Regions from separate parts of the Homo sapiens genome. Here region 1 is linked to region 2. A link is a contact called in ENCODE Hi-C or POLR2A ChIA-PET data. All regions are on one chromosome and are shown on one strand. The core of a region is the stretch at or near the end of the contact, and the rest is flanking DNA. Distances in the headings are between cores, read along the strand shown.

What was found. A loop is a pair of places that touch in the nucleus more often than their neighbours do. ChIA-PET counts read pairs that join two places held with the same protein, here RNA polymerase II (POLR2A). Pooled maps may share reads with other maps.
Region 1: a loop to region 2 is called in a pooled map, with 2.4 times the contacts of the local background. The contact joins the promoter of ASRGL1 here to the enhancer-like site in region 2. A Hi-C loop is called at or near these places in 13 of 168 maps with a recorded cell type or tissue (CD14-positive monocyte, CD4-positive, alpha-beta memory T cell, CD8-positive, alpha-beta T cell and 8 more), 24 of 37 single-sample maps with no recorded cell type and 18 of 50 pooled maps. POLR2A ChIA-PET finds 5 or more read pairs at or near these places in 1 of 52 experiments (Panc1).

What each region holds. Positions count from the first base shown.
Region 1 is chr11:62,335,314-62,341,059 of GRCh38, reverse strand. ASRGL1 (asparaginase and isoaspartyl peptidase 1) reads right to left here and starts at 3,612. Exons shown (of 7, transcript NM_001083926.2): 1 at 3,486-3,612; 2 at 2,893-3,170. The coding sequence starts at 3,082. RefSeq lists an enhancer at 3,032-3,701.
Region 2 is chr11:62,169,117-62,174,719 of GRCh38, reverse strand. It overlaps the pseudogene EEF1DP8. Among named protein-coding and RNA genes, the nearest start is that of SCGB1D1, 18 kb to the left of the region's middle. Within about 2 kb of position 3,324, at least 2 of the 41 ENCODE cell types and tissues checked have a DNase peak (open chromatin) inside an H3K27ac peak, as active enhancers do.

The DNA of each region.
Region 1 (5,746 bases), core at 2,363-4,862, 170 kb before region 2:
ATATTCCTAGCATTCAAATTTAAAAGTTCAGTCTTTACAGTGTTGGTATCTAAAAATCAACCACTTTTCAATTTGACATAAAGTCAAATGCACACTGAAACAGGAATAGAATGTAAATAAACATAATGTTTTTACAAATGTTCAGGCAAGTTGTGTCATGAATGCTAATTACTGCCACTGAACTCAATACCTACTGGGAGTCAGCTTTTTGTATGAAGTTCCCAAACAGTTATTTATTCTAGAGGATTATAGCAGAGGATGCTGGGAATATTGCTTGCCGGTAGTGACCTTGGCTGGGAAAAGCCAAGGTCCACAGTACGCTGTTAAAAGTCCCACCTTTCCCCCCATAATCTTTGCTTTCCCTCTTTTCAGCTCTACTCTTTTCTTCCTCAATATGCGGAATAGAGGACATTTGAAAGATGAGAGGGCAGACGTTGAGAAGGAAGGCCTCTGGATACAGAGCAAAAAAATGAGAACTAGCTGCTCCAATTCCCTAATCTGTGCTTCCCAATGCATGCAGATGACAAATTGTTAGAATAAGAGATGGTCGGAAACCAGAATGACCCATTTCAAATGAAGGTCCTGTGTAAATAAGTGAGGGTTTGACAGCCCAGGGGGTGCTGAGTGCTAAGAAGCGTAAGGTTTAACAAGTCACCCACAGAAAGAGCTGGCTGCTCCCTCTGCTGGCAAAGTCAGTGCCTATCTGGTAAATTCTGGCTCTACAAATGGAGCCATGAAAGCACACTATTAGGTCTCATTTTAAATTCAGATGAACTTAATTTTATTTTCAGAGACAGAGTCTCACTCTGTCACCCAGGCTGGAGTGCAGTGGCGCAGTCTTGGCTCATTGCAGCCTTGACCTCCTGGGGCTCAAGGAATCTTCCTACCTCAGCTTCCTGAGTAGCGGCGGCTACAGGCTTGTGCCACCACGCTCAGCTGATTTTTGTATTTTTTTTTTTTTGTAGAGATGGGGTTTTGCCATGTTGCCTAGCCTGGCATTGAACTCCTGAGCTCAAGTGATCCGCCCACCTCAGCTTTCCAAAGTGCTGGGATTACAGGCGTGAGCCACTGCACCGGTCTCAGGAAGAATTACACAATTTTTCACAAGTGTTAAAGAGTGCTGCGTAAAGGGGACAGAACAAGAGTAAATATTTGATGATTAATTAAGATTTCCTGAAATTCTTTTCCCTGACAGATGGGTGGTATAATTCCAGGAAGTATTTCAATCTCTAGCCTAGATCTTAGGTTTGCCATTTTAAAACAAAGAGATGAATGTCTTCCACCAAGTTAATCTGTTTATGCCTTAGTCTGATCTGAGAAATGAGGATAATAATTATGCCTAACTTATACCTAACTCATTTAACTCAACTGAGTTTAAGTGATTAACTCATAAGTGAATCATTTAATGTTCATTATGAGTTAACTTGAGTTAGTTTAACACAAGTTAACCAACTTAAGAGAGTTACATGATCAACTCATTTAATGTTCAGATTCAATAAATCAAGCAAATTTCTTAGACCACTGCCTGATACATGGTAGATACTCATATTAGCTATAATGATTAGTATTCCAAAAAAGGGTGGACTGAGTGAAAGAAGCGAAACACAAAGGAATACACTCTGCACTCCAAAGTTAACCTGAAAACTTTGGAACCTTGTCGGGGGAGGTAGGACATGCCTCATTATTCCCTCCTCCCTTTTGGAATTCAGGCCCAGCTGACCAGCACTAACATTAAAACAGATCTTAAGACTGACAAAGCAGACTTTGTAGCAATAAGATACCAAATTCCAGCGGGACTCTAGTATGACATCACATGACAGATAGCAAGCCCTGAAAGTGAAGTATTTTACCCCAAATTACGTTTCTTCGCCATATCTTGAAATAGTCCTGCAAAGCTAAAGCTATCTCTTGTGGGGAAAATCTACATTCTGAAGAGAATCCCCTTCCTTTTCTAGGCCTTTTTCCTGATTCAGGAGAGAATCAACTCTGATAAGAAACATTTACAATTTATTCTCTCAATAGACTGCTACCTGGAGACTTCCTCTGCCTAAGGGAAATCTTGGTCTCCTCAACCTCTTATCTTAATGCAGACATTCCCTTCTTTTTTCAGTTTTTTTTTTTTTTTTTGAGATAGTCTCGCTCTGTCGCCCAGGCTGGAGTGATCTCGGCTCACTGCAACCTCTGCCTCTCAGGTTCAAGCTATTCTCCTGCCTCGGCCTCCCGAGTAGCTGGGGTTACAGGCTCCTAGCACCACGCCTGGCTTTTTTTTTTTTTCTTTTGTATTTTTAGTAGAGGTGGCTTTTCACCTGTTAGCCAGGCTGGTCTCGAACTCCTGACCTCAGGTGATCCACCCGCCTTGGCCTCCCAAAGTGCTGGGATTACAGGCGTGAGCCACCGTGCTAAACCGCCTTCTATTAATTCTATCTGCAGCCACAAGTCCTTATATAATCCAGACATTCCCTTCTGTGGATTCCAGGTGTTTGGACAAAACTTTAAATCAATTGTTCATCAGAAAATCTTTGAATCTTAACTATGACCTGGAAACCACTCCCCCTCCCCCAGTAGTCTCACCTCTCCAGATGGAACCAATGTATGTCTTGTATGTACTGATTGACATCTTATGTCTCTCCAGAAGCACACATTCTCAGGATTTCCCAAGAGCTGTATCAGAGGCCATTGGTCACTCATATTTGCCTCAGTATAAATCTCTACAAATATTTTAGCGTTTGACTCTTTTCAGCACAGGTAGAAAAATTAAATATTGTTTCTTTTTTACATACTTAGTTTCACCCCAAAGCTCATTAGATTCCCTAACACTATGTAGGTTCTATTTATTCTGAAGAAGGAGCTTGACCTGACTCACATTATTTACTAGCTGAAAGGCACATTTACCTGCGTTGAACTCGGGATCGTCTTCCAGGGCGACGACAGCTCCCTCTACGGCATCCACGGCGCTCCCGCCCTCCCGGAGGATGCCGTAGCCCACGGTGGCGGCTCTGACCATGCCCTGGTGCACTCGCTCCTTCCGATCCTTGGAGATGGGACCGGCTCCGCCGCCGTGGACCACTACGATGGGATTCATGTCGGCGGATCCTAGGCAGCAGGAAGGCGAAAGCGTCGTCCAAAGCCAGCCCAAGGAAGCCGCGCGGGTACAAGGTCCTCGGGAGACCCTGTGGGGACAATGCCCAGTCTCTGTTCTGAACGGCTGGGTTCGCAGCTGGGGGTGGGTAGGGGCGGCTCGGTCGAGCTTGGTACGAAAAGCCCAGGGGCCCGGCGCCCTCCCGCGTTCCTCTCCGCCCCCGGCCCGGACCTGCTGGGGGTCTCAGTTTCCCCGGGGACGTTAACCCGCGCCCACCGCCGCCCGCCTCCAAGCCCCGGCGCCGAAGGAGGATGTCTATTTCGCCTTCGGGAAAATGTCTATTTTCGTTTATTTCATTCGCCCTCCCGCGTCTCGGGCGGCTGCTCCGGGAGGGCCGCCGACTTACCCAGGGCACCGCAGGACGCGGACGCCGAGACCTCAAGCTGGGTCGAGCCAGCCCCGCAGCCGCCCGGTACCGCCGCTCCCCGACGCCGGCTCGAAACCGCTCAGCCCGCAACCGCTCTGGTCACAACGGTTCTGCGCCTGCGCACGAGGGCGGGACCGCCGCACGGCCCAGTTCCCATAAAGCCCCGAAGGCCGGCTGGCGCGCACCTGTCTCACTCCTCTCAAGAGTCTACGCTCTTGGCCGGCCCGAGCTTCCTGGTGGCACGCGGGGAACCTCCTGCTCCTGACCAGGCTAGGGGCTGGGTGGTTGGGTTGGTGGCGAGAAGCGTGAAGTGGCATGCCACGATTTTGTAATTGCAGATTGAAAAGCAACGCTAGGCTGTGCGCAGTGGCTCATGCCTTGTAATCCCAGCACTTTGAGAGGCCGAGGCGGACGGATCACCTGAGGTCGGGAGTTCGAGACCAGCCTGACCAACACGGAGAAACCCTGTCCCTACTAAAAACACAAAATTAGCTGGGCGTGGTGGCGCATGCCTGTAATCCCAGCTACTCTGGAGGCTAAGGCACGAGAATCGTTTGAACCTGGGAGGCGGAGGTTGCGGTGAGTGGAAATCGCGCCATTGCACTCCAGCCTGGGCAACAAGAGTGAAACTCCGAATCAAAAGAAAAAAAAATTATACTGGGACAATGGGCATAAACAGGGACAGATCCAGGCAAACTGTGATTGATCTCCTGTGGATAGGAGAGTCCTTTCCCTTCTTGTTTACCCACAACTGATAACATATTTTACCACTCTTGGGAATTCCCTTTACTCCTGTTTTACCTTCGTTTCCTGCCTTAAGGCCCAGTTTAAATGAACCCCTCCTGCAAAGCCTTCTCCCTGGCACCCCACTAAGGATCAGTCATTCCCTTTCTAGTGACCTATTGTTAGAGATTACCACAAATTTATTGGCTTCAAACAACACACATTATCTTACAGTTCTGGTGGTCAGAAATTCAAACTGGGTCTGCAGGGTTGAGTTCCTTCGGGAAGCTCCAGAAGAGAATCTGTCTTTTCTTGCTTCTACAAGCTGCCTGTATCCTTGGCTCATGGCCTCATCCTCCATTGCCAAAGCCAACAGCCTAGCATCTTTAACTCTCTCTCCCTCTGGCCTGTTTCTGCTGCTACGTCACTTCTCTCTCTGTCACCATCATCACGATTTTCTTTTCTGACTCTGACTCTCCTGCCTCCTTCTTAAAGGAAGTCCCTTGGGATGACATTGGGCCCACCCAGATAACCCAGGATAATCTCCCTTTCTTACAATTTCTATTCTCATCTGCAAAGTCCCTTTTGCCATGTGAGGAGTGTTCACAGGTGGAGATTCGGATGTGACACCTTTGAGGGCCGTTATTCTGTCTCCCACACTCACCTCTTGGAAGAGGGTTATTTTAGCACGTCTCAACTGGTCGTGAGCCTAGTTGTGTCATCATAATACAGCTCACCATCATTTGGTTTCAGCTATTTATAGGAACCTGAACCCTACCCTATGCCTAGCCCTAACTCAAACCCCATCTCTACTGTTTTTCCTGATTGATCTGGAATTCAGTGATCTGGCTGAGGCTGGGGAAGGTGGCTGGTGGCCCAAGCAGGTAGAATGTTGGTTTCCATTTGATCCTCCCATCTCAGCCTCATGCGTTTATCTACTTCTCTGATGGGCTTCGTATTCCCCATCCCAATCCAAAGTCTCTTAGATAAATTCTCTAGAAAATAAACTTCTGGTCTTTGAGGAGGAAAGAGGAAGCATCTTTTTGTCCGGCTCTGTGGGATAGGAGAAGGAATCTGGCTAACTCCTCTGTAGACGATGTTCCATCAACAATCATTTTATGGATTAAGGATTGTATTCAACTGTCCCTGACGAAACGTGACCACAGTGGTTTAACCAGATAACTGTTGATTTGAAAACAACAATAACAACAACAACAACAACAACAACAACAAGACATCTAGTGGTTGCTGCCCAGGCTGGTGCAGCAGCTCCAAGGTGACACAGATGTCCCATCTCCTTCTCTTCCCTTCAGCATGTGGCTTTCACATTTATGGTGCTCCTAGGCACCTTGATCACTATTGGGGCAGAAGGAATGGGGAAGGGCAAAGGGAAGAAGGCTTTTGCCAGCTCCCCTTTGTTCCTTTAATTCAGGAAAGCTCTCTAGCTTTCCTAGAAGTCCTCCAAGTGGACTTTTATTGGCCAGAACTGGATTGGGGGGCTGCCCCTAGTGGCAAGA
Region 2 (5,603 bases), core at 2,075-4,574:
GGAGTACATCCATAACCCAGATCTAAAGAGTACGTTCTCTGGATGGCCTGAAGCTTCTGGAAAGCAGGCACTTTTTAATCGTGATACCTTTTACCTCAGTAATACAATACAATTCCATAACTTTGTATTTGGAATTAACTTCAAACTCCAATCGATGTTGCAATGATATGTCTGTATAGCTTTACCCAATTCCATTTATTGTTGAGGGCTTATTCCATTTGCTTTAGTAATACAGTCTCCTTGGGGCAATTCTATTCAACAGAGACTCAGAACAAGGGTCTCATTTTACGGAATTTTCCAACGGGTATGCAAAGCCTCAGACATCAAATTACAACCATATATCCCACACCCTCCCCAGAGCTCTGACAAGGCTATATACAAATTCAGTGGCAAAACAGAGGTGACATAAACTATAGTGAACAGACTTTATGTGGCCTAAAACCCTCCTAATGTCTTGATGAACATGCAGGATGTGTTCAAATCAGCTGTGGGGCTCTGCTCCTGTGAAATCATCATGGCCCCAGGAGAGGTCCAGCAATTTTCCTCTGCAATAGAGCAGATTCTTGAAAGTCAAGGAGTTTTGGCCGGGCATGGTGGCTCACGCCTGCAATCCTAGCACTTTGGGAGGCCAAGGCGGGTGGATCACGAGGTCAGGAGTTTGAGACCAGCCTGGCCAACATAGTGAAACCCCGTCTCTACTATAAACACAAAAAAATTAGCTGGGTGGGGTAGCAGGCACCTGTAATCCTAGCTACTCGGGAAGCTGAGGCACGAGAATCGCTTGAACCCGGGAGGCAGAGGTTGCAGTGAGCTGAGATCGCGCCACTGCACTTCAGCCTGGGCAACAGAGTGATTCTTTGTCTCAAAATAAAAAAAGAAAGAAAGAGAGAGAGAAGAAGGAAGGAAGGAAGGAAGGAAGGAAGTCAATCAGTCAGTCAAGGAGTCTCCTTCATCCTAAGTTCCTGTCAAGGCTGACACCAACGTGAGGCTCTCTTCCAATACATCTCTTCTACCTGGGGAACTGATCTTACCTAAAGGAATGTCAGAGAAAGAACTGCCTGGCAGCGAAGTAAGCCAGGCCCTAACACCCTATCTTGACCATCCCCGCAGTTAGTAAGTCGTGCTGGACCTTGCTTGAGATACCTGCATCTCATGGTAAGTCTGTCCCACCTTGAAAACCAGAGACTTGAGAACGTCAAGCACAACCACATCAAAGGTACCACCCAAAGAAGGGGAGTCTGAGACCACCCAAAAGAGGCAGTTGGTATCCTCTGCAAAAACAGGTGCCACTTAGGATGATGAAAATCAGATTTTTTTTCATATTTAGCCTAGAAGGAAAAGGGGTTACCCCTTTGGCACCCATAATGAGTTGATGGCTTTTTTTTTTTAACAGAATTCTAGAAGAACTGCACAGAGAAGCAGACTGAATAACCCCAAGACTTGTAATGGACCAGCAAACTTCTGAACTCATACTCACCTAGGATCCTTGATAGCAATTATTTTTGCTTAATCTCACGGTTTTCTGCTGCCCACTGGGAAGACCCTTCTTCCCCAATAGTCCTTTGCACTGAAGGGAACAATAAAAACATTATGTGAAAAAAAACATATATTGCAGAAGAACAGAGCAAAGTGGTGTGAGGTCGCTGTCCACATCTCATTGTGTATTTCAACTCTCATCCTGCCTGTATTCAATTTCAATAATTATCCAAGACCTATCTTAAACCTAATTTCCTCTTTCTTTCCAAAAGCTCCTCTATCTGAAGGTTTTTTCTCCAGCACATGTTTGAACTTCAGTTTCCTCTCATCTTATTTCTCTGTAGATTTCATCCTATCTGCTCTCCATCCATCAGAAAAGCTTAAATATTTCTCATCAAATATTGTCACTTGCTTGTTTCCACTATACTGTAGAGTTTGCCACTTTGTTCTTTTGTTGTCATTTTAAGTTGTTATTTTTTTCAGATTTCTAAAGAGGATGGACAAGGATTAAACTCATGCTCATCCTGTGTTCTTTATCCGGTCTCAAGTGATGCGTTTTATTTGTTGACTTCCATTACGGTCAGGTGCTTGACTGACAGATAACTGTGACGATCATGGGCTTGTGATGGCAAAGGGCAGGGGTTTTTTTTTTTTTAAGCAACTGTAACTCCCTCTAAATCTCCTTTTGACATTTGCTTCTGTAATAGAAATGCTAATCTTTCTAGATGTGTGGTAGTGACAAAGAGGAAAATAATCCAGGGAAGGGAATTGGAGCAACAGCAGGGAAAGAAGTTCCAGTATTATTTCTTGTTTTGTTTTGTTTTCAGACAGAGTCTTGCTCTGTTGCCAGGCTGCAGTGCAGTGGCGTGATTTTGGCTCACTGCAATCTCCGCCTCCCAGGTTCAACCGATTCCCCTGCCTCAGTCTCCCGAGTAGCTGGGACTACAGGCAGGCGCCATCGTGCCCAGCTAATTTACTTTTTGTATTTTAGAAGAGACGGGGTTTCACCATGCTGGCCAGGATGGTCTCGATCTCCTGACCTCATGATCTGCCTGCCTCAGCCTCCCAAAGTGCTGGGATTACAGACATGAGCCACCACGCCCGGCCCCAGTATTGTTTAAGTAAGAAAGCTAATCCAGCTTTTCGTAATCCAGGGTAAAATTTGTCTATCTGTGGGACACCACTAACAGGATGCCCTGATGCCTCCCCAGGTTCAACAGGGAAGAGGCGGGCAGGCAGACAAGTAAAATTAAGGATTTGGGGTCCAGATATATTTTCCCATCTCTGGGTTATATGGACTGTGTGAGCTTGGAAAAGCCATTTAATCTTTTTAAGTCTCAGTAAATAAAGACTACACTTTCTTTACGTGAAAGTCAGTAGAATTAAATAATAGTATGTGTGAAAAACCCTCAGCTGTGCTGAGACGATCCCTTTAACATGAACCATCCAGTCAGTCTCATCCCGCTCCAAATAAGGCACTTTGGAGTCATCTTCACTTCCCTTCTAGTTTTATCCTTCAAATCTTCCTTTTCATCCCACACACCACAAACACAGTCGCAGCTACCCCCTTCTTTCCCTCTGTCCTTGATAGACAACCCCTAATCTCATTTCTTCTCAGCTTCTGTCTCCTTGGTAAGAAATCTGACGAGATAAATAGTATATACACCTGCTAGGATAACGCACAGTCCTCTCAAGAAGAAACGACCCTGTCAGTTGTTTTGACCTTATGCAAACACGAGTGAAACTTGTATTTCATTGTGTTCACTTTGAGAACGGCATCCAGGAACGGAACGCAAGGGCTCCTGCTAGTGACGGATGGTCTATTTCAAGTGTTCAGAGATTCCAGACTCTACATGAAATGGCGCCACCTTGAGGCTCAAACCTTATTGTTGGCGTTCAATTTAAGAAAAACTCATCAGACATCTCCTACTACAGGCCAGCCTTTGGTAATTAAAAGAATAAAACGGGCCGGGCGCTGTGGCTCACGCCTGTCATCCCAGCACTTTGGGAGGCCGAGGCGGGTGGATCACCGAGGTCAGGAGTTCGAGACCAGCCTGACCAACATGGTGAAACCCTGTCTCTACTAAAAATACAAAAATTAGCCAGGCCTGATGGCGCGCGCCTATAATCCCAGCTACTCTGGAGGCTGAGGCAGGAGAATCGCTTGAGCCTGGGAGGCAGAGGTTGCAGTGAGACGAGATCGCACCACTGCACTCCAGCCTGGGTGATAGAGCCAGACCCCGTCTCAAAAAACAAACAAACAAAAAAAACAAAACAAAACAAAAGAAAGAAAGAAAGAAAAAAAAAATGGCCACGTAAACCAACCTATACATAGGAGGCTTTTTGGAGGACATGATGAAGAGGTGAAGAAAGAAAGTACCTAGGCTGAAGGAACAGTCTAACCTCCAGCTACCTGGCATAGAGTCAGTGCAGAAGAAGACCTGATGGGAACTCAGCAGAGTGGACTCCTAGGAAGAGGGTGAGAACTGCAACCAGGTGAACCAAGACTAGGGAAACTGCTTCTGATTATGCACAGGGGATAAGATCCAGCCCCTGGGGAGCGGTGGTTAACAACAAGTACACATCATGTAAGTGCCCCGGGCACCCCTTAGTGCAAGGGGAGCTATAATTCTACCAGAACACTCTGGATGTATACATATGTTCACACAAGACCTTCCTTGTGGATTAAGACAATATAACAGCAATTTGAGAAAGAAGGTGGCTCAGGGGACACTATCCCACACAGTGCAGACAGGAAATTCTGAGCGGTTTATCATTTGGTCAGTAGGAAGTCATCAGGAAGTCATCAGAAAGTCATGAAAGTCTAGAATCAGTGGCTTGCTCACCAGCTGTAAAGGAGACAGTCATGAGTTAGGGATCAATAATTGGTAATTATCAGAGATCAATAATTAGTAATTTGACAGAGATTTACCAGGGAGGAATCAAAATTCCCCACCTCTGAAGGGTGGCGGGGGGATATTTTTACTGTGTCTCAAGATCCTGCTGGCTCCTTTAAGCCATATGTGACATATTAATCATCTTTCCACATACAAACATGCACTTGAATGACCCCTCTAGAGTCATTTAAGGACAGGCTAGGGCCATTTTTAATATGCTAAAGAACAGAGCACTTTCCCAGGCTTAGGGACTGTGGATGGTCCCAGAGACTCCAATGGTCCAGGAAGTGGAAAGTCCTCACCCATGACACTTACTTTCCTCCCAGGACTGGAGGGCAAAAGAGGAAAACAAGAAAAATATGGAGAAAATATGAAGAAAAAACAAAAGAATGTGACAATTCTTGTTCCCAATTTTGAAACAACTTCACATATTCCTTAAAACAAAGATGACAACATAAAACTATAAAAAGGTATCAAAAACCTCACAATAAGGCTTTTCTAATTACTGGGGGAAATGGCAGCCATTCCTCCCGCAGCTGTGCTGCCTCCTCGTCCTCCTCCTCATTGTTGCTGCCAAAAAGGTCAATGTCATTGCCCTTGTCATCCTCTGCTGGTGTGGTTGGCTTCTTGGCCAGGGCTCCACTTGGCACATGGGAGACACGTGCTGGGTCTGAGGGACTGTGGCCCGGTGGCCAGCAGAGCTCTTCTCCAGCACGTTCAGCTGGGCCTCCAGCCTGGACATGGCCTGCTGCAGCTCCTGCACCACGCTGCTCAGCCTCTGGTTCTCCACTTCCAGACTGGCGATCAGGACAACAAGCTCGCTGTGTTCTCCGTTGGGGCCGCTGGAGACCCTGGGGCCTGAGCTTCTGGCCAGGGATTTCTGGATGTTCTCTCTGGCTCTCGCAATGTCATGGAGGATCACGCTGGCGCCATTCTTCTGGCGGGAGGTGCTGGCCACAGGCCCGTTCATTTGCTCGTACAATCTCCTTTCTGCAATGTCATATTTGAACTTGTCAAACCAGATCTTCTCATATACTGAGAAGTTTGTAGCCATTTTTCTGATGCCAGCCAAGGACTCAGCAACGAGGGAGGAGGAATCGGTGGACGTGGGACGCCTGAGGCAAGAGAACAGAAGACTTAATGTTGTTAAGATGTCAATACTACCCAAAGATTCAATGCAATCCCTATCAAAATCCCAAAAATGGTTTTTCCAGAAATAGAAAAAACAAT